3 separate regions of the Homo sapiens genome follow, and regions 1 and 2 are each linked to region 3. A link is a loop called in an ENCODE intact Hi-C map of the cell type or tissue named here. Cell type or tissue: heart right ventricle. All regions are shown on one strand. Region 1 overlaps EPHA2 (EPH receptor A2). Region 2 holds the start of EPHA2 (EPH receptor A2). Region 3 has its middle 8.5 kb from the start of FAM131C.

Region 1 (8,000 bases), 57 kb before region 3:
GTCCATTCATCTGTCCATCCTCCCCACCCATCCATACATCCATCCATCCAACCACCACTCCACCCACCCACCCATCCATCCCTCATCCATCCATCCACTCATCCACCTGTCCACCCACCAACCCACCCATCCATTTGTCCATTCATCTGTCCATTCATCCACCCACTCATACCCCCCTCCACCCATCCATCCATTCATCCACCCACCCATCCATCCACACACTCATCTACCCATCCACCCACCAACTCACCCATCTATCCATCCATCCATCTGTCTGTCCATCCATTCAGCAAACATTAACTGAGCACCGCTGGGCCATGGGACACAGATAAATTGGTCTCCATTCCTGCTCCTCAGGAGCTGCTGGTCTCACGGAAGCTCCTGATACATGCAGGAATAATTTCAAATGGAGCATAAAAGCCAAGTTTTGAATTCCCCTGGAGCTGAAACAGTGTTTATCTGTCTCACCATCGCATCCTAGCACCCAGCATTGTGCCAGACACGTATGAAGTGCCCATTTCTATTTGGTAAACATAAGATTAATAGATGCCCTAATGGGGGCCGGGGGGCCAGGAATTGGGCAGTCTGGGAGGGCTGTGTAGAGGAGCTTAAGCTGGGTATTAAAGGATGCATAGGAGTTTGCTGGTTGGCTAAGGAACAGTAGGTATCTGGTGTATGTGGGTGTGTTTGAGTGTGTGTGACCCCTGTCCCCACTTGCCCGCCTAGAATGCCAGGAAATCCAACTAGATAAAGTCAGGAAGAACACAGGGGCTTGCTGGTGTCCTACTCATGAACTCTGGGACCCCTGAGCACTTGGAAACTCTGGCGGGGCCCTGGAGACAGCCCCTGGTAGCTTTGTGGTTGGAGGAGGGGAAGCACATCTCGTCAGGCAGGCACATGCCCTGTTGACGCTGCCTCTCTGCTGTATTATCTGGCACATCCGCAGCGGAAATCTCTCCAAATTCCCTCTTTCCTGGCGGCAGCAGGCAGGCAGGCCACCCCCGGGCGCTGGGGCCAAAGAGCCCATCTCTTCCCCCACTTCCTCCTCTTGGCATAGAAGCAGCCACACGGTGGGGAGTCGGGGCATTGTGAGGGTTTGCAGGTGGCTAAAGCCTCCAGTGGGTCCGAGCCTGGGCTGTGGGGGTTTATGGCCCCTGCCTGGCCTGAGAGCCTGGGCTGGGAACGCCCCCGAGCTTCCCAAGTCAGCTGGCCCTGGACCACCTGAACCAGCACTGAGCCAGGTGAAGTCTCCTCCACAGACAAGTCAGGGCATTTGGGGGAACTGACCCCAGGATAAACATGGCCCAGCTTTCTGGAGTCTCAGTTTTACTCACAGATCTGGTGGAGGAGAGAGCTATTTTTGTATCATGCAGATATGTTATGGGGAGGGATGCAATATACTCATGGGTTTCCAAATACAATAGGAGACTTGAAGACATTCGGGGCTTGAAGGAGACCACTTCAGCCACCCCAACCAACCCCCCTGGGCTGGAGTCTACACTTTTCTGCTCACAGACACAAAAGTGCCCAGTTTGAGAAGATCTGTGGTGGGGAATACCCTCCCCTCCTCCACAACACATAGACCCACAGCTGCTCTGAAATTCGTCAGGAGTTTCTGGCTTTTGAAGTGGGTCAGGCCTTATCTCCTCTCTCTTCAGGCTTGTTTCAGAATGTTGATTTATCTTTGCTCCAAATTGAAGTGTTCCTAAGAACAGAAGTGGGAAAGGAGGCCCGGTGAGGTGGCTCACGCCTGTAATCCCAGCATTGTGGGAAGTCGAGGTGGGAGGATCACTTGAGGCCAGGAGGTCAAGAGACCAGCCTGGGCAACAAAGACACACCCCGTCTCTAAAAAATAAAATAGGCCGGACGCGGTGGCTCACGCCTGTAATCCCAGCACTTTGGGAGGCCGAGACGGGTGGATCACTTGAGGCCAGGAGTTCGAGACCAGGCTGCATCTCTACTAAAAATACAAAAGTTAGCCAGGCTTGATGGCCGGTGCCTGTAGTTCCAGCTACTCAGGAGGCTGAGGCAGGAGAATTGCTTGAACCCAGGAGGCGGAGGTTGCAGTGAGCTGAGATCCCACCACTTCACTCCAGCCTGGGCAACAGAGCGAGACTCCATCTCAAAAACAAAATAAATAAATAATGAAAAAGGAGTGGGAGAGGAGAGAGGCTGAAAATCAGGCATCCTAAGTTTGAGTTCTGGTTTCCTTCTTGGGAGCTTGGTGACCTTGGACAAGCTTTTTTGTCTCTCCTCACCTCCAAAGTGGAACCAGCGCTAATAGTGCCTGTATATAGCAGGTCTATTGCGAGGACTAAATGAGGGTACAGTGCTTAGCCCGAGCCCTGCGCATAGTAGGTACTGTCATTGGGACTCCAGGCTCTGTGCAGAGCAGGAGTCGGGTCCCGGGCCTCCTCTGTCCTGCTGCATGACCTGGGACAAGCCCCCTTCCCTGCCCTATGTGCCTGAGCTCTTGCAGGGCCAATGCTGAGGGTCTGCAGAAGCAGGATGGACCAAGGGGGTGAGAGCGGCTGTTTGTGTGGTCCCTGGGCCAGGGTTGGGAGGGGACAGGGATGCAGCCTGGCTCTGAGAGCAGAGTCATCAGCAGGAGGTCACTATCTGGCACCTTACAGAGCTGGGTGTCCTTTGAGTCCTGTTCCCCTGACTCCTGGTCCCCCTCTGCACCTCTGCTCACACAGGGGACTGGATGACGAGAGTCTTCGCTCCAGATTCTGTCCCTGAGAGTTAGCAGGTTTGCTTGGGTCAGGGCACTTGAAATTGCTTCCCTGGAGGGGGTTGTCCTTAGGCCATTAGGGGCCAGGTTGTCCCCAGGGTCTTGGACAAAAGCTGCCTCCAGGCACAGATTTTTCCTGACGGCAGGGGTCTGACTTCTCCACATCAGACCTCCAGCGGCTTTCCATTGCCTCCAGGATAAAGTCCCAGCTTCTTGGCCTGGCATTGAAGGCCTTTCTCAACTGTTTTATTGCTTGCTGCTCCCCACATTTGTGCCCACAAACCCACTCATACCTTCCGTATTAGTCATGCACTTTCTCACTCCTAACTCCCTCTCCCAACATCTATCATTCCCCTGCTGAACTCCTATGCAGCCTCTGAACCCCAGCCAAAATGTCCCCTCTGTGACTTCTCAGACTCCTGGCCAAGGTTGTTTCCCCTTCTCCACCCCCTTAGCTGTTAGCTTGTTTCCTCCCTCTGTCTTGCAGACCTTGTCAGGTGCTTCTGCTCCCTGAGATCAGGAGTTTGTTTTCATCTTGGTGCATACCCAGCACTGGGGGTGGGCCAGGCACAGAGCAGAGGATCATTGTGTGTGTGGTGAACACGGTGCTGAGGTTGGAGGTGTCTCAGGACCCTCTCATCAGAACAATCTGAAGGATTATAATTGTAGGGTTGTTGGAGGAGCTCCCTAGGGTGACCTCTACCCACCCTGGCCACTTCAGCAGCTGCCCAAGCCCTGGACAGCCCTGCACCGTGAGCCCTGTGTCTGGGCAGCTTCCTGCCTGTAGGGCCAGGAAGGGGCTTAGGGCAGGGGCGGGATGAGACAGGATAGGGCGGTGGGAGGAAGAAGCCCCCGGAGTCAGGTGCCTGAGCCCCCAGCCTGCTGGGCCAGGACAGGACTGGCCACTGGGGGAGGAAGAGTCACTTCCTGGCTGTCCTTGTGAGTGGCGGATATGACTCGGTCCTGGAAGCAGAGCCAGAGAAAATGCCAGGGGGCTTGGCCTTTCCTGCTTCCTGGTCAGCCCCGGATGGAAAGGAGGGCAGGTCCTGGGCTGGAGGTAACACCTGCAGGGATGGCATCCTGAACTGATGAGGCTGGCCAGTGAGTCAGGGTGGTGGTGACAGTCAACAAACACACATGGTCAAGAAGAGGCAGTCATTGCCCTGGGCAGCTCTCAGCTACCCAGGTGGGGACCGGACAGGCTAGTCTGCATGGAGGAAAGGGGATGAGGCCGGTGGGCAGCGTGCTTGGTCAAGTGCTGAGCTAGGCTGTGATGGGATTCTTGGTTGGCTGAAAGGCGAGGTATGGCCTTGAATGCCAGGCTCAGGGGCGTGGTGCTTCTTGCAGGAGCCAGTGGGGAGTGAAGCAAAGGTTTGCAGCATGTGTGTGAAGCACTTCCTGGGTGCCCGGTACATGCTAGGCCCTTGCCATGCATTTTTCCATCACAAGACATTTTGCCGATGAGAAAACAGGTCCATAGAGATTTACTGACCTGCTTGCAGGGCAGGGGTCCCTGGTGAGGGAATGAGACAGTCACGTGGGGTGGAAGCAGATTGAACTGATGTCCTTGTGCTCTGTCTGTCCTGTGTCCACCAGCCTGCTCGCCTGGATTTTTTAAGTTTGAGGCATCTGAGAGCCCCTGCTTGGAGTGCCCTGAGCACACGCTGCCATCCCCTGAGGGTGCCACCTCCTGCGAGTGTGAGGAAGGCTTCTTCCGGGCACCTCAGGACCCAGCGTCGATGCCTTGCACACGTGAGTCTTGCAGTGGGTCAGGGTGGCGTGACTGAGGGTGACGTGTCCGCCTGGGTCCAGCACAGCACTGACTCCTCCTGTCTGTGCAGGACCCCCCTCCGCCCCACACTACCTCACAGCCGTGGGCATGGGTGCCAAGGTGGAGCTGCGCTGGACGCCCCCTCAGGACAGCGGGGGCCGCGAGGACATTGTCTACAGCGTCACCTGCGAACAGTGCTGGCCCGAGTCTGGGGAATGCGGGCCGTGTGAGGCCAGTGTGCGCTACTCGGAGCCTCCTCACGGACTGACCCGCACCAGTGTGACAGTGAGCGACCTGGAGCCCCACATGAACTACACCTTCACCGTGGAGGCCCGCAATGGCGTCTCAGGCCTGGTAACCAGCCGCAGCTTCCGTACTGCCAGTGTCAGCATCAACCAGACAGGTGAGGTCCAGGGGTGGCAGCTGTGCCCTATGGGGCCTGCCCAGGTGGGGCTTAAGGAGGACGGCCATCTGGGGCTCGGGTGTGTTTAGAGAGAGGCAGCAGAGCAAGTGGTTAAAGGCACAGTGTCTAGAGCAAGCTTGTCCAACCCGTGGGCCACATGTGGCCCCAGCCGACATTGAATGCGGCCCAACACAAATTCGTAAATTATCTTAAAACATTATGATATTATTTTTGCAATATTTTTCCCTTTTTTTTGAGACAGAGTCTCGCTCTGTTGCCCAGGCTGGAGTGCAGTGGCTTGATCTCGGCTCACTGCAACCTCTGCCTTCCGGGTTCAAGCAATTCTCCTGCCTCAGCCTCTGGAGTAGCTGGGATTACAGGCACGTGCCACCACACACAGCTAATTTTTTGTATTTTTAGGAGAGACAGGGTTTCACTATGTCGGCCAGGCTGGTCTCGATCTCCTGACCTTGCGATCCGCCCGCCTCGGCCTCCCAAAGTGCTGAGATCACAGGCGTGAGCCACTGCGCCCAGCCTGCAATTTTTTTTTTTTTTAGCTCATCACCTGTTGTTAGTGTTGCTGTATTTTATTTGTGGCCCAAGACCATTCTTCCATTATGGCCCACAGAAGCTGAAAGATTGGACACTCCTGCTCCAGAGCCGCTTCTGAGCTCTGTGACTGTGGGCAGGTTACTTAACCTCTCTGGGCCTCAATGTTCTCCCCTGTAAAGTGGGATAATAATTGAGAATTGAGACTGGGCGCGGTGGCTCATGCCTGTAATCCCAGCACTTTGGGAGGCTGAGGTGGGCAGATCACCTGAGGTCGAGAGTTCCAGACCAGCCTGACCAACATGGAGAAACCCCATCTCTACTAAAAATACAAAAAATTAGCTGGGTGTGGTGGCGCATGCCTGTAATCCCAGCTACTCAGGAGGCTGAGGCAGGAGAATCGCTTGAACCCAGGAGGTGGAGGTTGCGGTGAGCCGAGATCGCACCATTGCACTCCAGCCTGGGCAACAAGAGCGAAACTCCGTCTCAAAAGAAAAAAAAAAAAAGAAAGCATTCAGCAAAAGTTAGTTCTTCTTCTTCTTCTTCTTCTTCTTCTTCTTCTTCTTCTTCTTCTTCTTCTTCTTCTTCTTTTCTTCTTCTTCTTCTTCTTCCTCTTCTTCTTTCTTCTTCTTTTCTTCTTTTCTTCTTCTTTCTTCTTCTGTCTTCTTCTTCTTCTTTTTTTTTGAGACGGAGTTTTGCTCTTGTTGCCCAGGCTGGAGTGCAATGGCACAATCTTGGCTCACCGCAACCTCTGCATCCCGGATTCAAGTGATTCTCCTGCCTCAGCCTCCTGAGTAGCTGGGATTACAGGCATGCGCCACCATGCCCAGCTAATTTTGTATTTTTAGTAGAGACGGGGTTTCTCCATGTTGGTCAGGCTGGTCTCGAACTCCCAACCTCAGGCAATCCTCCCGCCTCGGCCTCCCAAAGTGCTGGGATTACAGGGGTGAACCACCACACCTGGCCTTTTATTATTATTATTATTATTATTATTATTATTTATGCACTCGTAAATATGGGGCACCTCTGATGTGCCAGCCCCTGTGATGGGGCCAGGGTGGAGGCCTGGGGCTCTGGCCCTGTGCTCTGGAGCTGAAAGTTTAGGATCCTAGGTTGGGATCTAAAGAGCCTGGGAGCTGGGCGTGGTGACCACGCCCATAATCCCAGCATTTTGGGAGGTTGAGGCAGGAGGATTGCTTGAGCTCAGGCATTTGAGACCAGCATGGGCAACATAGGGAGACCCCATCTCTACAAAAAATACAAAAATTAGCCAGGTACAGTAGCATGTGTCTGTAGCCCCAGCTATTCAGGAAGCTGAGGCAGGAGGATCACTTGAGCACAGGAGTTCAAAGCTGTAGTGGGCCGAGATCATGCCACTGCACTCGAGCCTGGGTGAGAGAGCGAGATCCTGTCTCAAAAAAATGAAAGAATCTGGGCTGTGGAGGATGTGGCTCCACGTCCACTTGTCCCCCCAAACCCTGCCTGCTCGTAGGCAGCTTCTTACCCACTTCCCCCACTGCCTGTCCTGCCCAGAGCCCCCCAAGGTGAGGCTGGAGGGCCGCAGCACCACCTCGCTTAGCGTCTCCTGGAGCATCCCCCCGCCGCAGCAGAGCCGAGTGTGGAAGTACGAGGTCACTTACCGCAAGAAGGTAACTCCCAGAGGGGCGGGGCTGGCTCTAGCTGGGCCGACAGCAGGGGACAGGCTGGTCACATAGATGATCACCAAACCACCCAGCCATCTGAAGAAGCACCCTTCTGCAGATGGGGAAACTGAGGCCTGGGGTCTGCCAGGGGGTTACATCTCCCAAGGCAGCACAGCAGAGATTTGTACGAGAGAAGACATGGCGTCCTTGGAAGAGGCAGTCAGGGTGAGGACAGGGGCAGAATTTTGGGACCCCACACACTCAGTTTGAGTCCTGGCTCATGCATTTAGTGGTTCTGACCTTGAGTGAGTCACTTAATTCCGAGCCTCAGTTTCCTCCTCTGTAAGAAGAGCCTCAAGTTTGCTAACAAAGGCAAGCCACCTTGCTAGCTTGGGGTGGTCTCCAGCGGGCTGAGCCGAGGCCCCTGCCCTGCCCTCACTGCCTGCTCCTCCGCCGGCCACCCACCCACAGGGAGACTCCAACAGCTACAATGTGCGCCGCACCGAGGGTTTCTCCGTGACCCTGGACGACCTGGCCCCAGACACCACCTACCTGGTCCAGGTGCAGGCACTGACGCAGGAGGGCCAGGGGGCCGGCAGCAAGGTGCACGAATTCCAGACGCTGTGTGAGTTGGGGGACCCTGGGCATGGACCAGGCCAGGGCCCAGAACCAAGCAATTGAGACATCTTGGGAAAGGAAGTGAATCAAATAACTTAGAAATGCCCCTTTCTCGGTCACCGGCGGCCTGGGACAGCCCTTCGGGGACTGCCCCCAAGCCTGGGGAGGGGGAAGCATGGAAGGCTGAGGGGTGGAGGAGCCGGGATGTGGATTCACGACAGTGGTGTGAGGAAGTTCAAATCCGCATCTCAGAAAAAGCCAGAGCTTTGAGCCCCACATACC
Region 2 (8,000 bases), 72 kb before region 3:
CTCCACGGATGTGGCTTCCTGTTGCTGAACCGCATGTAACCCAGTAACAGCTGAGATTTCATGCGTGCTTTCTGTAGTCCTGGCCCCTGTGGTTTACATGCATGACTTTATTTGATCTTTACAGTAACTCTCCTAAATAGGCTTTACATCTTTCCAGGAGCAAACTGAGGCTCAGAAAAGTGAAATAACTTGTTCAGAAACTCATGGGCTGACTCCACATCTACTGTGAAGTATGGCACACTCACAAATACATGCATACACAAATCCACACTCACATGCACTCATACACAAATCTCTCACACCCACATGCACACTCATACACACATCTAGACACATCCACACAATCCACAAAAACACACACAGACACACACTCATACCCAAATCCTCTCATGCCCATGCACACACACTTATACACACATATACCAACACTTTTTTCTTTTTTTTTTTGAGACAGAGTCTTGCTGGCCCAGGCTGGAGTGCAGTGAGTGGCGCAATCTCGGCTCACTGCAATCTCTGCCTCTGGGGTTCAAGTGATTCTCCTGCCTTAGCCTCCTTAGTAGATGGGATTACAGGTGAGTGGCACCACGCCCAGCTAATTTTTTTGTATTTTTAGTAGAGACGGGGTTTCACCATGTTGGCCAGGCATGTCTGGAGCTCCTGACCTCAAATGATCTGCCTGCCTCGGCCTCCCAAAGTGCTGGAATTACAGGCCTGAGCCACCCTGCCCAGTCACATACAACACTTATGTCCATACACACACTCACACACAGTCATACATACATCAACACTCTCATGTCTATACACACGAATGCACATTCAACAAAATCTCACACCCTCATACACATGCACTTATTCTCACAGGCACTTGCACACTCACAGGCTCTCAGAGGACCAAGGCTCTCCTCCCATCCTCTTGGTCAAAGGCTTTAATTATCCCCAACGCCTGTAATTAACCCTTCCTCTCTTCCTGCAGGAGAGATGTCTGGACCCGCTTCCCAAGAGTAGGCACCAAGGCGAGAGGCCAAGATGTCCACATCCGGCAGAGAAGACCCACGTACCTGGGTAGCAGGTCCCGGGCATCAAAGCGAGGATGGGGTCAGAGAGGAAGAGGTAGGCAAAGGGAGTCTGGGGCCTCCCAGGAAATCAGGCCTGCCACAGTTGCTCTTCCTGGACTGGTCAAATGGTGATTGGCCAACAGGCAGCCGTGGGTGGCTGGGCAGGCGGGCCAGAGCAAATTTCCCGTTTGTTTCACTCACACTAGCCGCTTCTGTCAGGAAGGGAGATGAGCTCATGTCTGAGGAAGTTTTGTGAAGAGGCCTTATCAAGGGGCAGGTGGTAGGCAGGTGTCCTCCAAACTGTCAAAACCTATCAACCCATGCCAGGGTCGGGGGCCAGGGGTGCCCCTTGCCCCCTTCCCCAAAAAGAAGCAGTGGTTCAAGCAGAGACCACCAGGATTCAAATCCTGCTTCTACTACCCGTGAGCTGTGCACCCTTTGGGCATGTTGTTTCTGCTCTTGGAGCCTCAGTCTCCTCTTCTGTAACATGGGGATGATGACCCCTGCCTCCCAGATGAGAATTATTAATAAATAAGATAGTGCATGTCTGATCCATTCCCAGAGGAAATGAACCTATTCTCAGATCATAGTAGGCTTATAGGCTTCTGAACAGAGATACTCTTTTTGACCATCAGCAGCTTGATATACTCTTCAAGGGTTTTAGGAAGGAGGGCATCCAGGTCTATTTCTGGGCCACTCTCTCAGGCCTGCTGCTTAGGAGGCAACTGCTTATTGGACCCCCAATCCATTTCAGCTCAGACCTTCAGGCCAGCGTTGAGCTCAGTCGCATTGAGCTCAGTCTCAGAGGTGAAGGGCAGAATGGGTATGGCTCAGCGCAAAACCATTAAACGTTTCCACCGAGGATACCAGGCTCAGAGATCCCTGGGGGCTAATCCGTAGGGGCGCTGGCGCTTTGAGACGCTCAAACTTTGGAAGGCCTGCGGGGAGCCCGCGAGTCCAGAGGGCCCCAAGGTCCTCCTCCAAACCCCTCCGGACTTCCCCTCCCTCTCCTCCGGGTGCCAGCCCGGCCCCTTTAAAGACATTCCTGAGGGCGGGCGTTGGTGACGTCACGCAGGGCATGAATGAACAGGAGTCGGTTCTCACCCAACTTCCATTAAGGACTCGGGGCAGGAGGGGCAGAAGTTGCGCGCAGGCCGGCGGGCGGGAGCGGACACCGAGGCCGGCGTGCAGGCGTGCGGGTGTGCGGGAGCCGGGCTCGGGGGGATCGGACCGAGAGCGAGAAGCGCGGCATGGAGCTCCAGGCAGCCCGCGCCTGCTTCGCCCTGCTGTGGGGCTGTGCGCTGGCCGCGGCCGCGGCGGCGCAGGGCAAGGAAGGTGAGTGCGCGCGGCGTCTGGACCCCTGGCCCCCGGGCCCCAGTGCCCCCTAGAGCCCGGCGCTCCTTGACGCGCGCAACTTTGGAACCTACCTGGTGTCGCCCAGTCCCGGCGAACTGGAGTCCGGAGGGCGCACGGGCTGCGATCGAGGCGAGCCCTGGCCCCCACCCGGGGTCATAGGGGCTCCGGAGAATAAGCGGTTTCAGCTTGGTCGCACGGGCCTCGGAGGCTGCGGAGAAGAGGACGCGGCGCAGGCCACGCGGTTGCAGTCCAGGCGGCGACTTCGGGAACGCGTCCCGGCGGGGGGCGTGGGGAGTCCCCTAGAGAAGGGGGTGTTTGGGCAGCTTTCCGCGGGCTCAGCTTCTTAGTGACCTGAATTCACTAACCCGCTTGCCGAGGTTTTGCGGAGAAGGCATACTGTGCAGGCCTCGCATTTTGGGGAGGGGGCTCGGGCGGGCGGGAGCCCCCTGTCGAAGCCCCTGTTCCCTGAGATTTTCTCCACGCCCCCCTTCACCTCCAGTCCCGGGGGAGAGCGTGGAGATAGGTTCGGGCCAATCCCTGCTCACACACTCCTTTCCCTCCTTCCCAAGCCGCACTCCCGGGCTCCCGGGGCAGGTTAGGGGCCGCGAGTGCGGACAGGAAGTCCCAAAGTCAAGCGTTCTGAGCAAGGGTGACTCAGAACGAGGAAATGCGGCAGGTGGGGGTGCGGCCTCCCAAGGTGTGGAGCTGTCAGCCCAGGGCCACCAGGGAGTCAGGACACCCGGGGGTGGGGGACTGAATCACCCACCCCCGCCCCAGTGTTCCCGGAGCCGCGCCGAGTGAGGGGCCGCAGACTTTGCTCATGGCGCAGCGGGTGCGTGGTGGGGGTGTTGTCCCTCCGCTAGGGTCAGGGCGAGGATGGGGGCTCCTGCCCTGGCCGAAGACCTTCCTGTCCACCCAGCCCAGGCCAGCTTCAATTTCCAACAGTGAGGGCAAGGCTTCCCCTCCTGCCTGGGCAGAGCGAGGTTTCCGCAGGCTCCACAAGGGGGAAGCCGGGAGGAAACTTGGGCCGGTGAGAAGTTTCCTTCTTTTTTTTTTTTTTTTTTTTTTTTGAGACGGAGTTTCGCACTTGTTGCCCAGACTGGAGTGCAATGGCGCAATCTCGGCTCACTGCAACCTCTGCCTCCCGGGTTCAAGCTATTCTCCTGTCTCAAGCCTCCCTAGTAGCTGGGATTACAGGTGCCCGCCACCAGGCGCGTCTAATTTTTGCATCTTTTAGTGGAGACGAGGTTTCACCATGTTGGCCAGGCTGATTCTGAACTCCTGACCTCAGGTGATCCACCCGCCGCGGCCTCCCAAAGTGCTGCGATTACAGGCATGAGCCACCACCCCCGGCCTGTTTCCTTCTTTTTCTGCCTCCCAAACTGGGTTTGGAGGTTTTGCTGTTCTGTGTTGGGAGGAAAAGAGGCCGGATCTGGAGCCGTTGGGCAGTGGCAGGTGTTGGGGGTGGCATCCTGTCTCAGTCTCTGGAGTGACAGGGCCCGGGTTGGGGTCTCAACCGGGACTTCTGGTTGCAGGAGCTCATGGCAAGGATTTCTGCCACCCTCAATATCCGCCCCACCAACGTTTGGTCCTCCCCCTTCCTGGGGGACTGTGGTTGGAGAGAAGGGGAGAGACAGCTGGAATCACTATAGGCCTTTCTCCTCGGCTGCCCATGGGGGGGTGGGGGATTAGGCGGGTGCTTTGCTGCTGCAGTCCCCAAGCTGGCCTGGAAGCCTGGAGCTGCCTTGTCCTTGTCCCCTGTGTCCACCTCTCCCCAGCCTGTGTGATTAAACCCCACCCCCACACCCCATGGGATGCAGGGGGAAAGGCTTGTGTATTGCACTGGGGTGGGGGTACATTTTTGCTTCGACTCTGAGTCCCCGTGAAAGAGTCCCTAGAGAAGTGTGCCTAGGTGGGGGTGGGCATGATGGCCTAGCTGGCAGCTGCTGGTTTCAGTTCCTGGGAATCAGGCTGTATGTGGTGGGTCTGCCTGGGGGTGGCTTAGGGGGCAGGCAGGAGGACACAGGTGCCTTTTTCACCTACCCCCAGGCTGCTTCAGACTTCTTTCTTGCCCCCTCACCCCTAGGCTATACTTGGTTGCCCACGTGGCTCCTGTTAGGTCATCAACAGCCACTGAATCTGCCCTCATTTTTACAAATGGGGAAACTGAGGGAGGCCCGAGCCCTTGCCAACCAGGGCCTTCTGGACAGAGGACCAGACCTGAGCATCCCGCTTCTTGGCTGCCAGAGCCAAGGCCCTGCCTGCTTTGTGGTTGGTGTCATGGTAGATTTTCCTGGGAAGCAGGCATAGCTGGGCAGGGGCCTGGGCGGGTGGCAGGGGGTGCTGAGCTGGGGTGCTGCTGATGGGAAGAGGGCTGGAGAGTGCCAGGAAGTCCTTGGTTTCTGGTTCTACCGGGGCCAAGTCTGCCCTCTGTCCCCTTTCCCTTTTCTTTCATGTTTTCCCCAGAGTCCCCACCTCCCTGCTTCCTTTAGGGATTAGCTAGTCTTGGTTAGAGAGGAATGGGGGAAGCGGGGAGGGAACCACAGCCTCGGAGGCTGCGGAGAAGGACCGGAGACCGGGAGTGGGTGGCAGTCCTGCATTTGTGGAAGAAGCTGTGGAGCAATGTGGACCCACAAAGATGGCACTTACGGTGGAACTCATGGCAAAGAAGGAGGTGTTTTTTGCTTTTTTTTTTTCCCCCCAGAAATGGGAAGGTAAGGGGATAGAGAGCTCATGGATAAGCCCTGCTTAGCCTAAGCCTCTCCAGGAAGCCGTCTGGGTCAGCCGAGGGGCTCCCAGGCTCCCACCCTTTCCAGAGAAGCGGGAGCCTCTGTCCCTGGAAGAACCTGGGGAAAGAGCCGCGCCCGCGTCAGGGCGGAGGGACCCAGCGCTGGGCGCCTCCTGTTCCTGGTGGTTGGTTCGAGGGAATTTCCCTGGGAGGGGGCCGGGGTTGGAAACCCCTGCAGGGGGGGCTCCTTCCTGTGTGAGGGCTTCTTTTCTTCTCCGATTGAGCCCTGTGCTACTTCTAGAGCCAGGCCTAGGCTGGAAAGGGAGGGCCCTCCATGCCAGGTTAACCCTTCAGAAGCCTGGTAGCGGTGAGCCCTCTCACTTGGGCACAGACCTCAGCCTCCTGTCAATCTAAGGGGGGGCTGCAGGACTGTGAGGAACCTTTGTCCTTCTACCCACCCAGCTGAAATCAGGAGCCTCCAGATTCCTTCCTGTGTAGCTGGAACATTCCATTTGCTAGTGGGGTTAGTGAGTTTCAAAGCCCCGGCCCTGGGCATGTCTGAACAAATCCCTGCCCCTGCCCACCCCGCTGCCCCCAGCCACCCTCCCCTATCCCCACAGCCTCTGTCATGGGGCCGGTGTCACATTGGATTTCCTCTTGCCTGTCTGGGCTGCCTGACCCTTCCTAGAGAGGTTTGGCCCCGGTCAGTAGTGGGGGTGGCAGCATTTCACGCCCCAGCCTGGGGGCCTTCAGCCCAGGTAGGAGGGCCATGTCACTTCAGGAGGCGGTCTTCAAGACCACCCTCAGAGCCCAGCTCCCATCTCCACAAACCAGGCCATCCCTGCTCCCAGCCTGCCTGGAGCTCTGTCCACCCTTTGAGTCCTTCTCCGGTCCTGGCCTTGAGGAATGGGGCTTCTGAGGCAGATCCCTCATGCTCCAGGGCCCAAAGGAAGCATTGACTTGGTTTCTTTACCCCCACCTTAGGGCTTTACCCTCTGAATCCATCTTGCATAGGTTCTATGCCCCGGTTTCTCCTATCTCCTTACCCTCTAGGGAGGGTAGCACTTATTGGCAGCTACCTGGACTTTACTTGGAAATAGAGTGGGGACAGTACCTAGGGTCTTAGGTTTTGTCTATGGCCTCTGAGCCTGGCAGAGAACCTGGGGTGGATCAGTGGGAGGTGCCCAATGGCAGGACTAGGTCTAGGGAAGACCCCGGGAGTGTATCCCTCCGCCAGGCTCCAGTTGCCTCTCTGGGAACAGGATGGTCCTGACACCTGGTCTCTGGGCCTAGAATGTCCCCTACAAGGGCTTTTATTCCTGATCCCCCAGGAACCTCTGGCACCCCTGGCAGGGCAGTGGTCAGGATGTGAGGGGCAGGGGTGGTGGGAGTGACTTTCCCAGGGAGGGGACCTCACCAGCTGTGTGTATCTTTGGGCCCCTCTTAGGGGCCCTATGGGTCCAGGGCTTTATCCTGCCTGCTCTGTGGCTTTTGTGGTGAGAAGATCGGTTTCCAGATACCCTCTTCCCTCCTCCACCCTGGAGCTGTTCCCACCTGTTCACAGCACTCTCTTCTTGGAGTACCGCAAGATGCACGTGTACATATAGGTGCATATGTGTGTGCTACATGACCTGAGTGGGGTTGGTGTGTTTCCTGCTGGGGGGAATGTGGCAGAAGCAGACACCAGTGTCCCTAAGGCCCACATGCACGTGAAGTGCTGCCAAAGGGCCTTGTTCAAGGAAGCAGAGGGGGCGGTGTGGTGTCACTTAATACCCTGCTCAGCCCAGCTCTCTGCCCAGCTGCTGTTCTCCTGCCGGGCTGAGCTCCCTGGCCTGCTCTGCCCAGCTGGGGACTAACGGAGGGGGACAGGATGGCTGGAATCCTGGCCTGGGAGACTGGAGGCCCAGTCCTGACCCCAGCCTGCTGTGTGCCTTCAGCTGGGTTCCATCCTTTTTCTGGGCCTGTTTCCCTCATGAGTCGAGGGATGATTTTCTTGGATATGGTGACCCTGTGTGGTGGGGTCCCTCTCGCTCTGTCTGAGAGTTGGGGTTCCTGGAGGGATCCTCACCTTTCCTGCCATGGTCTGACTCCTGAAGACACCCCCAGGCTCACCCCCTCTCCCTTCTCCCTTTCAGTGGTACTGCTGGACTTTGCTGCAGCTGGAGGGGAGCTCGGCTGGCTCACACACCCGTATGGCAAAGGGGTATGTAAGCCTTCGGGGTGGGGAGAGGTGTGAGAATGGGGCTGCTGGTCCCCTGTAGAGATGGAGAAACTGAGGCCCAGGGAGCGTGGGGCCTGGCTTCAATTCAGCAGCTCAGCCAGGTCTCAGGCTCAGGGTCCAGCTTCTCACACCAGGCTCAGAGTCAGCCGGCCCAGGCCAGGGCTGGATGGGCGTGGGAAGGTACGAGGGTGTGGGTGTAAGCCTGAGAGGTGGGGGGAACTGGGGAGACAGAGAAGGCCCTAGCGGAGCTGGGCCTTCCATGTTCCAGAAGGGCTGACAGTCAGAGGGATCTCTGGCACCACCCATCCACCTCTTGGGAGGGAAGGGGTTAAAGATGCCCCCTGTCTTGAGGTCTCAGCCCAGGAGGTGAGGGGTGAAGAAGAGACAGGGAACAGGAAAACCTGATCAAGTTCCTTCCTGCCCGCCCCTTTCCCACCTCTAGCTGTTGCTTCCCCTTCCTGTGGGGGGCTGCATTTCTCTGCCTCATTCTCACCCAGGTCTTCCCCTCTATGCCGTCCTGATGTGACCAGGAATGGGGGCAGGGGCTGGGGGTTCTTCCCCTGGCTGTGTGTGTCTGCTGTGTGATCTTGGGGAAGATGTGGCTCTCGGGGCCTCAGTTTCCCTCTCTATACAATGGGCC
Region 3 (8,000 bases):
ATCACTTGAGGTCAGGAGTTCGAGATCAGCCTGACCAACATGGTGAAACCCCATCTCTACTAAAAATACAAAAATTCGCCAGGCATGGTAGCACACTCCTGTAGTCCCAGCTACTTGGGAGGCTGAGGCAGAACTGCTTGAACCCTGGAGGTGGAGTTTGCAGTGAGCTGAGACTGTGCCACTGCACTCCAGCCTGGGTGACAGAGAGAGACTCCATCTCAAAAAAAAAAAAAAAAAAAGGCACAGCCCAGACTCTCCACCTGACAGTGCCATGGTGTGTCCCCAGAAAAGTGGGTCCCCAAAGCGGGACTTCCTAAGAGCACTGCTGAGGTTTCTGGTGAGAACCAGGGACATGGGGAGGAGCAGTCCTTCCTTGGCAGGGCCTGGGAGGCTCCCTTGAAGGGAAGAGGAAGTGACTACCGTCCCCAGAGCCACATCTCTCCCCTCCTCAGTCCGAGGCCTGGCAAACACTCCTGAAGCCCACGACCCCCAGCCCTCCAGGATCAGAAGGCTTGACCTTGCCTTCACTCAGCCCTGAACTCCATCCTGGCCCAGCCAGGCCCTGGAAGTGTCAGCAGCAATTCAACCCTGAAGCCCAGGGTCCACAGAGGGAGCAGCCCCAGCCCAGCTGACCCACGCTCTCCTCCTCCCCTCCTATCTCCACCTCGAGATATGGAGACCTGTGCTCTGGATGCCCTCTCAGGCGATGGAATTTGGAATCCTAGCACTTGCCTCTTAGAGCCTCAGTTTCCTTATCCGCACAACCATCCTCTAAATAATCCCACTTCCTCAGCTGGTCGTGAGGACGAAAAGGGACAATGTTCATGAGGAGCCTCACCCAGCAGGTACAGAATCATATGAATGTTTATTTCTTTTTTCTTTTCTTTTTCTTTTTTTTTTTTTCTGAGATGGACTTTCACTCTTGCTATCCAGGCTGGAATGCAATGGCACCATCTTGGCCCACTGCAACCTCCACCTCCCAGGTTCAAGCAATTGTCCTCCCTCAGCCTCCCACATAGCTGGGATTACAGGCCTGTGCCACCACACCTGTCTAATTTTTTTTTTTTGATGGAGTTTTGCTCTTGTTGCCCAGGCTGGAGTGCCATGACACAATCTCGGCTCATCGCAACCTCCACCTCCCAGGTTCAAGCGATTCTCCTGCCTCAGCCTCCCAAGTAGCTGGGACTACAGGCATGTGCCACCATGCCCGGCTAATGCTGTATTTTTAGTAGAGACGGGGTTTCTCCATGTTTGTCAGGCTGGTCTCAACCTCCTGACCTCAGGTGATCCACCTGCCTTGGCCTCCCAGAGGGCTGGGATTATAGACATGAGCCACTGTGCACAGCCTAATTATTGTATTCTTAGTAGAGATGGGGGGGGGTTTCACCACATTGGCCAGGCTGGTCTCGAACTCCTGACCTCAGGTGATCCACCCTCCTCGGCCTCCCAAAGTGCTGGGATTACAGGTGTGAGCCACCGTGCCTGGCCAGGAATGTTTATTTCTAATTGTCTCGCTCGCCCTCTGTGTCTCCCACCCATCCTCTTCTCTCCCGCACATCTGGCTTTCTAATTTCCACTGTTGCCTCCTCTTTGGCCTCTAAGTCTGTGGAAGTTCCCCTTTCCTGACAAAGCGTGTCCTGGAGCCTGTTTCCTCTCACCATTCCCCACCTGGAGGCTTCTGCCCTTCCCAGCAGGTCTTAAGGCCCAGTTCAGGGAGCCGGGTGTGGCGGCGGGTGCCTGTAGTCCCAGCTACTTGGGAGGCTGAGGCAGGAGGATTGCTGGGGCCAGGAGTTCGGGCCTGCAGTGAGCTATGATTGTGCCACTGGACTCTAGACTGGGAGACAAAGCAAGACCTGTCTTTAAAAAAAGTGGAAAGTTGGGGAAGAATTTTTTTTTTGAGACAGAGTCTTGCTCTGTCGCCCAGGCTGGAGTGCAGTGGTGTGATCTTGGCTCACTGCAACCTCTGCCTCCTGGGTTCAAGAGATTCTCCTGCCTCAGCCTCCCGAGTAGCTGGGACTACAGGTGTGCGCCATCAGGCCCTGCTAATTTTTGTATTTTTGTGGAGACGGAGTTTTATCATGTTGGCCAGGCTGGTCTCAAACTCCTAGGCTCAAGTGATCTGCCCGCCTCAGCCTCCCAAAGTGCTGGGATTACAGGCATGAGCCACCACTCCCGGCCGGAATTTTTTTACAAGAAGGGAAAAAAGCCCCATTTGGGGACCTCCTACATCAGTCCCTTATCTCCCATCCCGGCAGGGAGCTCAAAGTTCCTACCAACTCAGGGAACCAGGACCTGGTGGCAAGGAGTGGGGGTGGCAGGACTGTAGAATCCACACATTCAGTGAGCTTGCTGGGGGGCTTCTGCCCACTGCTCTTCCCCTAGGAAGGAACATCTCGAAGGCAGGTGAGGCCTGGGGCCCACCCCTCAGCTGGCACCACCCTGACCTGGACTTGTGCCCCCTCCATACCTCTGCTGGGAAAAACACTTTCCCACAATGTGAGTTTCTCCACCCCCCCGCCCAGCCGCTTCTCGGAGTGGGAAGGGCAGGAGTGGGCTGGGCAGGGCTGGGCAGGGCTGGGCAGGGCTGGGCAGGGGACACCAGCTGGGCTGTGTTTGTTTTTGGGGTTTTCCTCTTAGACTGGTTCTCTAAACAAAAGGCCTGGATGGTTGTGGAGACGGAGCCAGCCCCAGCCCCTCCTGGGGCCAAGGGGGTTCCAACAGAAGATTATGTGGGAGGGGGGCATTTAGAGTCCCCCCAGGGCCATGTCGTCTTAGGGAACATTTGAAGCCCAGTGACACGGGTGCTACTTTCCTATTTTACAGAGGAGGAGACTGAGGTTCAGGGAGGCCCAGTGATATACTCAGTGAAAGCTGAGGAAGGGGCTGGCAGGGGGTGGCTCAGGAGGAGGGCTTATTTTGGGGTTGCACTGGGTGCTTGGCTACCCTCTCCTCCTTCAAACTCCCTCTGTCCCCTCGTTGCACCCTCCCCCCGAAGTCGTGTTTCCTTCCCCAAATCTCCCAGGCTGTGCCTCTCGCTCTTTCTTCTCCAGGCAGCTCCATCCTCAGCTTTGTCCTCATCAGTCTCCCCCAGGGTGGGCACAAGCCCCTGGCGGCAACATCCAAACCACTGGCACCAGGCCATAACCATGCCATTTCAAGAGTTTGCATGGGCCACGCTCTGTTCTAAAAGGTGTCACCCAAGATTAGCTGCTCAGTCCTCACAGCAGCTCTGGGAGGTGAGTACTCTTCTTATCCTTGCTTTGCAGGTGAGGAAGCTGAGGCCCAGAGAGGGGACGAAATTGACCATAGGTGGCAGAGCCCTATTCAAACCCAGGCAGCCTGGCCCCAGAGCCCACACACTTGCTTCTCCAGGTTGCCCCTCTGGCTCTCCAGCCTAGACCTCTGACCTGGGCTCTCCCAACTAAGGAGAGATGGGAGCTATGGTGGCAGAGGTGCCCCGGGCACCATCCCTGCCTAGCCCCCACCATAGCTCCCATCTCACTCTGCATTAGGCCTGGTTGCTCCATGACCCCACCCCACCCCCTTGGGTCCCATTCATTCATGGCCACGTCCCCATGCCCAGCACAGCAGACGTGGTACACAGTAGGGCCTCAGCATGTATTCTCAGAGGAACAAAGTGGATTCCAGTCCTAGAACCAGCCCCAGCTTCCCCAGAGTGCCCTCTGCTGGTCAGACCAGACACTGACCCAAGGCCTCCAGGCCACCAGCCCTCCTTGATCCTGGATCATCTAATAAACCCCTGGGTTTATAGAGCTCCTTTCTCCCACCGAGCTCAAAGCACTTTCCCATCTGTGATCTCTCTGGCCTGGGACCCGCCTCAGAAGTGTGGGAGGGCCCAGTATTCATCTCCCCATTTTACAGAGACGAACCAAAGCCTGGAGAGTGATGGGACGAGCCCCAGCGTGCTGCTGGCAGCTGCAGAAAAGAACTTACAGGTCCATTCATCCAGCCCTCTAGGGTACAGATGAACATACTGAGGCTCAGAGGGGAACAGACTTGCCCGGATGAGTCCTGGGCTAGAACCCTGGTGTCCTAAATGCCATCCAGGGCTTTCCCACGACATCAAGATCTCTGTCTACAGAGGCAAGGAGTAAGGCCTTGGCCAAGTCATCGAACATAAGGAGCCTGTATTGTCCAGTTGTACTTCCTGCTCTTGCCTTCCTCCCAGGGGATGACTGACAGGGAAGTGCTCCTGAACCGCTGTGAAGGCCACGAGGCCAGGTGAGGCCAGATGAGGCCAGGTGAGGTGGCGATCAGAACATTGGCCCCTACTGCAGATTTGGGCGGGACCCTCACCCCTGCCTGGCATAAACACCGACCCAGGAGGAGGCCCCCACCCAAAGCTTTGCTTTCAGAGGGGCCAGCATGCTGTCTGCTAGCCCACCCTGCCCTGGCTGACCTGGTGGGGGACCAAAGGTGAAAATAAATGCTTAAGCAGTGTGACCCTGAGCGCCAGTTCCTGCCCCCTGTTGTGCCCCTCCCGGCACTTCGGATTTGTCAACTTATTATTTATTCCGGGGACTTGTTAATGTTGTCTCCTCTGCCACACTCTAAGCATCAGAGCTCACTGCAGCCTCAACCTTCTGGGTTCTAGTGATACTCCCACTTCCGCCTCCAGAGTAGCTGGGACTACAGGCGCGTGCCACCATGTGTGGCTAATTAAAAATTTTTTTTTTTTTGTAGCGACAAGTACTCACTATATTGCCCAGGTTGGTCTCGAACTCCTGGGCTTAAGTGATCCTCCCATTTTGACCTCCCAAAGTGCTGGGATTAGAGGCGTGAGCCACCAGGTCCAGCCTATTTTCAGCTTTGAGGGCCCTGTCATCTCTGTCTACACCACTCTGTCGGGGGAGTGTGAGGCAGCCAGAGACAATAGGTAAACAAATGGGTGTAGATATGTTTCAATAAATCTTTGTTTAGGCCGGGGGCGGTGGCTCATGCCTGCAATCCCAGCACTTTGGGATGCTGAGGTGGACGGATCACCTGAGGTAAGGAGTTCCAAGACCAGCCTGGCCAACATGGCGAAACCCCCATCTCTACTAAAAATACAAAAATTAGCCGGGATTGGTGGCACATGCCTGTAGTCCAGTTACTCAGGAGGCCGAGGCAGAATTGCTTGAATGAGGGAGGCAGGGGTTGCAGTGAGCTGAGATTGTACCTCTGCACTCCAGGCTGGGTGACAAAATAAGACTCTGTTTCAGATAAATAAATAAATAAATAAATAAATAAATAAATAAATAAAATAAAACAAAACCTTGCTTACAAAAACAGACTGTTGGCCATATCTAGCCAATGGGCCATAGTTTGCTGGCCCCTGCTCTTATCTCCAGGACAGCTGGATCACTTCCAGACCATGGCTGCCGCCTGAGCTGTTCCCTCTGCCTTGGAGGCCAAGCATGGCTGTTCACTGTCAGCTATAACCCATTGTAGGTGCTGCTTCAATCAATATTTGATGAATAAAGGTGTGAACAGAGAGTAAAACAGGCAAGACCTCTGTGGGACTCGAAGGATGTGTGAGGTATGGACTGATTGTGACAGGGTGTGCAGCTTGTGCAAATGTCCAGAGGCAGGAATGGGGGAGATGCTCAGGCCCCAGGGGTTTCCAGGCTCAGAATCGCCCTGAAGGTCAAGATAGAGGGGACTGCCAAGAGTTTAAGGGCTGCCCCAGCATGATGATGGCTTGGACCACCTTCTCCCCCTCCTAGAGTTACTGGGAGGGTGAAACAGGACAGGAGGGTAAGGGTCTCCAGACAGCTCCTGACACGCAGAAAGGCCTCAGCTGCCATGATGATTATTGGTACTGTTTTTCTTTAGTTTGTTTGTTTTGTTTTGTTTTATTTTGTTTGTTTTTTTTTTGAGACGGAGTTTCGTTCTTGTTGCCCAGGCTGGAGTGCAATGCCGCGATCTCGGCTCACCGCAACCTCTGCCTCCCGAGTTCAAGCGATTCTCCTGACTCAGCCTCCCGAATAGCTGGGACTACAGGCATGTGCCACCGTGCCCGGCTAATTTTGTATTTTTAGTAGAGACGGGGTTTCTCCATGTTGGTCAGGCTGGTCTTGAACTCCCAACCTGAGGTGATCCACCCGCCTCAGCCTCCCAAAGTGCTGGGATTACAGGCATGAGCCACCTCACCCTGCCGATTATTGGCACTGTTAATAACCCAGACACCTGAAACTGCCCCTCAAGCTCCCACTAATGGCTTGACCTGGTCAGCAGGGCTCTCGCCGCACTGGGGCTGGGAGTAAACACCTGTTTACTCACCAGGCTAGGAGCTTCCCCGGCACAGGGACTGGATTCATCCGTGTTCCCAGTGCTCAGGACAGGGCCTGGCAGCATGGCTGTGTCTCCTGCATCAGACTTGGAATTCCCTAAGGGCTCTGTCTCCCCCATCAGACTAGGGGCTCAACTTTCTGTCTCGGCCTATCCCACCTAGTCCAGCCTGCTTTCCTGGGGAGGGCTCTGACCTAACATCCAATTCCAGTCGGAGCCTGGAAGTGAGAGTAGGCATATTCCGAGAACGGCCTGTGACTTTCTCAGGCTCCCCAGAAAGGCCCCAAGTCCTAGCCCCGGGGAAACCCCAGGCGGGGCCAGGACACCAGAAGTGACACCTAGCACCTGACTCCTCCAGACTGGAGCAGCGGGTCCTGCTGGCTGTGGTGTTCCAGTCCCAGCTGTGCTCCTAACTGGCCTTGGTTCCTTTCCTGGGGTTCAGTCTCCGCATCTGTACAATGGGGGTCAGGACCACGTGTTGTCTGACTTCAGGAGCCTGGCTAGGCTATACAGAGACTTTGTGCAAAATTGTAAAAGGCCTTCCCTCTGGGTAGATGCACCCTGTGAGTGCACAGCTTAGAGGAAGTGACACCTTTGTGCTAGGAAAAAACCTCCCTGTCCTGGGGCAGACACAGAGCTCTACACAACGGTAGAGCTCAGGGCTTTGGGACCAGAGCACGGGCAGGTTTTGGTCCCCTCCCACTCAGCCAGGCTCCTCTGTGCAGGGTGCAGCATGCACCACCCAGAGCCATGGCTGGGGCTGAGTTACCAGCAGGGTACTTTCTGGGTCAGCAGACGGCGGGAGGAAGGAAAAGGAAAGCAACAGAGAATGATGCTGTCTCAGGCTGCCCCCTGATGGCCAGCGGCTGCCTCACACTCACAGCTCTGGAAAAGCAACAGTTCTAGCAGGGGGGCTTCCTTCTACCTGCAGAGATCCTGAGATCTAGGAATTGGAGTACCAGCCCTCTGAACCTTGAGGAAGGGACCCTGTCACATAGCAGCCACCATGGGCCAGGACAGGGCCGGGCATTTTAGAGATGAACTCAGGGCGCCTCTTTTTTTTTTTTTTTTTTTTTTTTTTGAGACAGAGTCCCTCTCTGTCACCCAGGCTGGAGTGCAGTGGCGTGATCTTGGCTCACTGCAACCTCCGCCTCCTGGGTTCAAGCGATTCTCTTGTCTCAGCCCCCAGAGTAGCTGGGATTACAGGTGCATGTCACCACGCTGGCTTTTTTTTTTTTTTTTTTTTTTTTTTTTTGTATCTTTAGTAGAGACTGAGTTTTCCCATGTTGGCCAGGCTGGTCTCGAACTCCTGACCTCAGGTGATCCACCCGCCTCGGCCTCCTAAAGTGCTGGGATTACAGGCATGAGCCACCGTGCCCAGCCCAGAACACCTCTTTACCCATCAGACTGAAAGCTCCCAGGGAGGGGGCTGGTCTCACCTCAGTGTCCCCATGCCCAGCACAGTTGCCGTGTCTCTTCTGTCAGACTTGGAGCTCCCTGAGGGCTCTGTCTCCCCCATCAGACTGAGAGTTTACCCTTCTCTCTCTTTCCCTAGTCCAGCTGGTTGCCTGGGGGTGAGGCAGGGAGATGACCTGACACCCAACTCCAGCCAGCAGCCCCCAGTCCTGAGCCTGGAGCTGAAAGTGGGCCCATTCTGAGGTCAGCCTGTGGCCTTCTTTCTCAGCCTCCACCAAAAGGCCCCAAGTCCT

The links. A loop is a pair of places that touch in the nucleus more often than their neighbours do. Peaks named below come from ENCODE experiments on the same cell type or tissue, not always from the same donor. Only the 100,000 strongest peaks of a DNase experiment are listed, where the experiment ranks them.
Region 1: a loop joins it to region 3, with 2.0 times the contacts of the local background. A loop is called at or near these places in 29 of 110 quality-filtered maps.
Region 2: it touches region 3 in a loop (5-fold over the local background); 41 of 110 quality-filtered maps call a loop at or near these places.

Annotation. Positions count from the first base shown.
Region 1 is chr1:16,134,761-16,142,760 of GRCh38, reverse strand. EPHA2 (EPH receptor A2) reads left to right here. Exons shown (of 17, transcript NM_004431.5): 4 at 4,331-4,486; 5 at 4,576-4,908; 6 at 6,991-7,106; 7 at 7,572-7,725. Among named protein-coding and RNA genes, the nearest start is that of EPHA2-AS1, 16 kb to the left of the region's middle. RefSeq lists enhancers at 1,040-1,089, 423-1,390. In heart right ventricle, a CTCF peak has its summit at 3,566; no DNase peak of the experiment used is centred here; H3K27ac peaks cover 4,381 bases.
Region 2 is chr1:16,150,238-16,158,237 of GRCh38, reverse strand. EPHA2 (EPH receptor A2) reads left to right here and starts at 2,169. Exons shown (of 17, transcript NM_004431.5): 1 at 2,169-2,390; 2 at 7,275-7,342. The coding sequence starts at 2,306. EPHA2-AS1 (EPHA2 antisense RNA 1) reads right to left here and starts at 3,023. Exons shown (of 3, transcript NR_187275.1): 1 at 2,483-3,023; 2 at 1,059-1,267. RefSeq lists enhancers at 6,721-7,356, 7,357-7,992. In heart right ventricle, CTCF peaks have their summits at 2,422 (motif pointing left), 3,397 (motif pointing right) and 6,883; DNase peaks (open chromatin) are centred at 1,184, 2,117, 3,080 and 3,387; H3K4me3 peaks cover 5,831 bases; H3K27ac peaks cover 7,744 bases.
Region 3 is chr1:16,078,197-16,086,196 of GRCh38, reverse strand. No RefSeq gene overlaps it. Among named protein-coding and RNA genes, the nearest start is that of FAM131C, 8.5 kb to the right of the region's middle. RefSeq lists enhancers at 2,854-3,786, 3,836-4,335. In heart right ventricle, CTCF peaks have their summits at 3,689 (motif pointing left) and 7,139 (motif pointing left); DNase peaks (open chromatin) are centred at 3,686 and 7,126; H3K4me3 peaks cover 316 bases; H3K27ac peaks cover 3,168 bases.